Regions from separate parts of the Homo sapiens genome. Here region 2 is linked to region 1. The links are chromatin loops, found by intact Hi-C in ENCODE. Cell type or tissue: heart right ventricle. All regions are shown on one strand.

Evidence for each region. A loop is a pair of places that touch in the nucleus more often than their neighbours do. Peaks named below come from ENCODE experiments on the same cell type or tissue, not always from the same donor. Only the 100,000 strongest peaks of a DNase experiment are listed, where the experiment ranks them.
Region 2: a loop joins it to region 1, with 3.0 times the contacts of the local background. A loop is called at or near these places in 7 of 110 quality-filtered maps.

The regions. Positions count from the first base shown.
Region 1 is chr19:1,766,212-1,768,711 of GRCh38, reverse strand. All of the region lies in intron 1 of ONECUT3 (one cut homeobox 3), which reads right to left. Among named protein-coding and RNA genes, the nearest start is that of ONECUT3, 14 kb to the right of the region's middle. RefSeq lists enhancers at 400-1,094, 2,389-2,500. In heart right ventricle, CTCF peaks have their summits at 865 and 1,086 (motif pointing right); a DNase peak (open chromatin) is centred at 1,081; H3K27me3 peaks cover 2,500 bases.
Region 2 is chr19:1,623,661-1,626,160 of GRCh38, reverse strand. It overlaps TCF3 (transcription factor 3), which reads left to right. Exons shown (of 19, transcript NM_003200.5): 7 at 453-585; 8 at 2,161-2,210. Among named protein-coding and RNA genes, the nearest start is that of UQCR11, 19 kb to the right of the region's middle. In heart right ventricle, a CTCF peak has its summit at 1,560 (motif pointing left); a DNase peak (open chromatin) is centred at 1,524.

The DNA of each region.
Region 1 (2,500 bases):
GCTGAACCCCATCCTGGGATTCTCCTAGTATGTGGCCAGCACTGCATACTCAGCCCCTGGTTCCATCACCAGCAGCTCCCGACCTGTAGTCGGGGGGATAGAGAGTGGCCCCCAACACAGACCTTGGCCACCAAGCTGGCGGAGGAGTGGGGCGGGGCCAGGCTGTCAAGCTTGCTCTGGGACCCCAGGCGAGTCCCATTCCCTTGGAGGCCTCAGTCCCTTCCTTTGTAAAGACAGTGCGCCCCCTTCAGGCATGTCCCGGTGCAGGCCAGTCCTTCCTGGGCTCCTGAGCTCTTCCAGCCGCTTCCCTCTCCCCATCCACCACCAGCCGCCTCTCTGTCTGGCCTCCCCCGCTGGCCTCACTCACTCAGCTCCTTTGCACGACGGTTCTCTCTGCCTGGTTGCTCTTCCCCAAGTCCCCTCCCGCCCCCCTCAGCTCCTTCTAGTCTCTGCTCAGGTATCTCCTTCCCTGCGAGGCTACCCCAACACCCCTTGTCTAATCCCACAACTCTCCCTGTCACCCCTGCCACACCCCTTCTTTTTACAACAATTCACCTGCTCTGTCCAGGGGCCCCATTGAGTGAGGGTTTGGGTCCTGACAGGATGCCCACTCCATGCAGCCAGCCCTGCACCTCCTCCAGGACCCTGGGGACTGAGGCCCTGATTCCAGGAGCAATCACCCCCGAGAGGCTCTGATCTGAGGACTCCAGGTACACCACCCATCCCATCTCCCCAACGGTTATCAGTCTTTTTGGAATCTAAGGATGAGGAGGATCTGGGGCTGGTTCCTGGGGGTCCCCGGGGCCCTGGGAGGAGATCAGAGATCAACTAGAAGAGACGGAGACCCCATGCCCACATCTGAGCCCATGCACAGGGAGCCCGGCAAACGCAGTCATGGTGGCTTTACTGTAGCATCCAGCCTCCCGCCCCAGGGCACCGTCCTGGGCCTGCGCCGCCGCCCCCAGCATCAACAAGGGTCGTTTTCTTTTCTGGGCAGGTGGGATCAGGAAATCTCTGGGCGGGGAGGTCCCGGGGATGTGGCCGCCCCTTCGCTCAGTTATCCCTGCTGTTCCCGCTGTGTCCAGCAGAGGGCAGCCGTCCCCGCCCCAACCCAGGAAAGGGCGGGGGCTGTAGGCTGTGTCTCATGCGGGGGAAAGGGGGCTGGACTGGGGGGAGACCCTCAAGTTCCGGATGAAGGCGTTTCCTGCAGACCCCTTGGGATTTGGCCCACACACACCAGCTCTATCCCACTTCCTGCCTTTCTAAAAGTTGCTGGGGACAGCCAACCACCCCGGGGCCCAAGAGGGTGGTCTGACCTGCTGCCCTCTTGGGCCCTGCCTGGTGTTGGACCATCTTAGCCTCAGTTTCCCCAACTGTAAGATGGTCTTGATCATGGTTGGGCTGTGGGGAAGGGTCTAGCCAGAAAAGTCCTGAATGAATACGGCAGGGCTAACAAGAGGCTCCCAGCTCCCATCTGGGGGTCCCTGAGAGGAGCTGGGCTCTGGGCGACACTTGCCTTCCAACCACGAAGTTTCCCCCTCCCTCAAGGAAGGCCTTGAGCCTCAGGTTTTCTCTCAGGATCTTCCTGGAGAGGGGAGAAATGGAGAAACTGGGGCCAAGAGTAGAAAGTTGGGTCACTCCAGCCAGAGAACTCCTACACATTCCTCAACGCCCAGGAGCAATGGCCTCTCCCCAGGAAGTCCCTCCCTCCCCCCGCAGCGGAGCCCGGGGCCCCTCCTCTGGGACTCCCAGGGGCCACTGTTCCTCCTTTTAGCCTCGTGGGGCCTGAGATCTTTCTGTGGCCCAGCACAGAGCGGAGGTATAGCAGTGGCTGAGTGAGTGTGCAGTGACTAACATGTTCCTGGGTTGTCCTACACGAGGGTGGTGGAGCATGGGGGGGGGGTCTCAGCCCAGCCTGCAAGACCCTGCTGCGGAAGACCAGTAGCCACTGCCCTGGAGCGCCGGGTGGGACAGTGGGGCTCCCCGAGTGCCCTCAGCAGGAAGCCAGTAGCTGAGTAGGGGCCCTGAATTCAGTCATTGCTGCAACCCAAGCTGGGGCCCACCTGTCAACCCCCATCACCCTCCAAGAGGGGACCATCCCCTCTCCTCCTCCTCACCCCTCCTTTTCCACTCACCCTCCCTCCCTCTCCCCTCTCTGCTCTTTTCTTTTCCTCCCTTTCCTTCCCTCCCTCTCTTTACCTCCCTCCCCTCTTCCCCTTCCTTCCCTCACTTCCCTTCCTTCCCTCTCCCCCTCCTCCTCCTTCTCTCCCCCTTCATCCTCCCCTTCATCCAGAGGCCTTTGGAGGGGCTGGGCTTGTAACAGGGAGGGCTTCAGGATGCAGCATCCGCCTCGCCCCTGAAGGCGGGCCCGTGGGTGCCTCTGCGCGCGCCTGACGTTGGCCGCGTGCGGGCTGAGGGTGCCAGCCTCCGTCCACCATCGGGTGTGCCCGCGTGGGGCTGCCTGAGGCTTCCCAAATGTCCCGGCGGGGTGGAGGGCGAA
Region 2 (2,500 bases), 140 kb after region 1:
GATGAAATGCAGGAGTCAGTTCCGGGACCCGGCTCAGGGCAGCCCTGGCTCCCCAGGAAGAAAGCCCGTTTCACACTAACATGTACAGAATCCAACCGAGGGCTTTACAAAACAAAACCAAAAAGATAGGAAGCAGCCGGGTGCACAGACGCTTAGCCACGCAGCTTTGTACTTTGCGTCTCAGAATCGGGGGAGCAGCCCCTTGGGTTGGCCACACTGGTATCTGTTTCTCAGTCTTTCGTTCTTCGTGAAAACAGCAGTGTGGGATGCGGTCAGTCTCAAGTCAGAAAAACACAGCAGGTGTCACAGAGAAACACCGTGACAGGCAGAAGGGGCATCACCCACTGCAGGGCGGGTCTGAGTGGCTTCGGCCTTTGCAGTTTTTTCTTGAATGGAACAGCCTGGGGTCTGGATGCCAGCTGGGCGCTTTCTGACCATCCGCTCCCCACCAGGCTGGCTTCCTGTCAGGCGAGCTGGCCCTCAACAGCCCCGGGCCCCTGTCCCCTTCGGGCATGAAGGGGACCTCCCAGTACTACCCCTCCTACTCCGGCAGCTCCCGGCGGAGAGCGGCAGACGGCAGCCTAGGTGAGCGGGGTCTGGCCGGGGCATCGGGGGCTTCTGGGAGGGAGCCTGCAAAGGGAGGTAGGAGGCTTCCCGTTAGCTGAGGGCACCAGAGGGAGCAGACCCCGCACCTTCCAGGTCCTGGCTGGACGTCGGGCGCTCGGGCCGTGGGAGGGATGGACGGTGACGGGGGGTCGAGGCAGGGGCCGGCGGGCGTGGCACGTCCAGGGAGAGGTTCCTACGAGCCTCTGGTCCCGAGGTTCCTGCAGCTGACGGGCACGGGCTCTGCCATGTGCTTTCTGTGTCAGATGCCTCATGGGGCTGCATCGTGGCTCCTCTGCACTGAGCCCTGCTGCACACGCGGGCATCCCCCGCGAGGCACGTCACAGCCTCGGGCTCAGGAGCACTGGACGGCGCCTTGAACTACCCGGGGCCCATTCCAGGCAGCACAGTCGCCAGGCATGGCGGCACTCACCTGGGGTCCCAGCTTCTCTGGAGGCCGAGACAGGAGGATCACTTGAGGCCAAAAGTTGCAAACCATTCTGGGCAACATAGGGAGATCCCATCTTTGCGAAAAATTTTAAAAATTAGCTAAGTATGGTGGCACACACCTGTGGTCCCAGCTACTCAGGAGGCTGAGGCAGGAGGATGGTTTGACCCTGGGAGTTCGAGGCTGCAATGAGCTGCGATCGCACCATTGTACTCCAGCCTGAGCAACAGCGCAAGACCCTGCCTGAAAAAAATAAGCGTGAAATCACCCACAAAAAGCACAAAAACGTAAAAGATCGTGGCTCTGAATAGACCAAGGACAGGAGCCCCATGATGCGGGAGGAGGCCTCTGTTCCGCCTTGGCTGGGCACATGCGCCTGGGCCACTCGAACTTTTCCCACTGTGCGCACGTCCGTGAGTGATCAGGAAGGCGCCTGAGTGCTGGTTTCCGGGTTACGGATTTTATCCTGTAGGCGAGTTTGCAAACAGCAGCCCCTAGTGGTGAAGCCTGACTGCGTGGGATAGTCGGGGCCATCTTGGAAGGAGGGTGGGGCCAAGGGGCTTCTCAGCAGAGCCTTGGCTTAGAATCCACCAACTCCTCGTTTTCCAAACTGCGCGTCGCGGGAGAAAACCATCGTGGTTCTTCGACATCTTTGGAGCCGTATAAATAGACCCGGGGCTTTTTGTTGTTGTTGCTGCTGCTGCTGTTGTGTTTTGAGACGGAGTCTTTCTCTGTCCCCAGGCTGGAGTGCAGTGACACGATCTCGGCTCACTGCAGCCTCTGCCTCCCGGGTTCAAGTGATTCTCCTGCCTCGGCCTCCCGAGTAGCTGGAATTATAGGCACCCGCCACCACGCCCGGCTACTTTTTGTATTTTCAGTAGAGACGGGGTTTCACTGTGTTGGCCAGGATGGTCTTGATCTCTTGACCTCGTGATCTGCCTGCCTTGGCCTCCCAAAGTCCTGGTATTACAGGCATGAGGCACCGCACCCAGCCGACCCGAGGTTTTTAATATATGAAACGGGAATTGTGAGGGTCTCTCCTCCAGGGTGTAGGGCAGGGGTTGTTCTCATGGCCGGTGGCCGGTTCTCACCCCTTTTGCTTCTAACAGACACGCAGCCCAAGAAGGTCCGGAAGGTCCCGCCGGGTCTTCCATCCTCGGTGAGTCGCACGAGGGAGAAGGGACCCCACAGCTCGTCAGTGGCAGTGCCAGGCCCTGTGTCCTGGCGAAGCTTGGGAACACACATGGCGGGGTGGGCCCTGAGTGGACAGGCCCCCTGTGATTTCTGAGCCAAGATCTGAGCTCTGACCCGAGGCCGCCTCCAAGGGAAGGCGGGGAAGTCCTTCCCTAGGTCCAGCCTCTGTCTGTCTTGTTTTGAGAGAAAGGCAGTCCTGGTGGCTGAGGCCCCTTTAGAAAGGGCACAATTGTGCTGGGTGTGGTGGCTCATGCC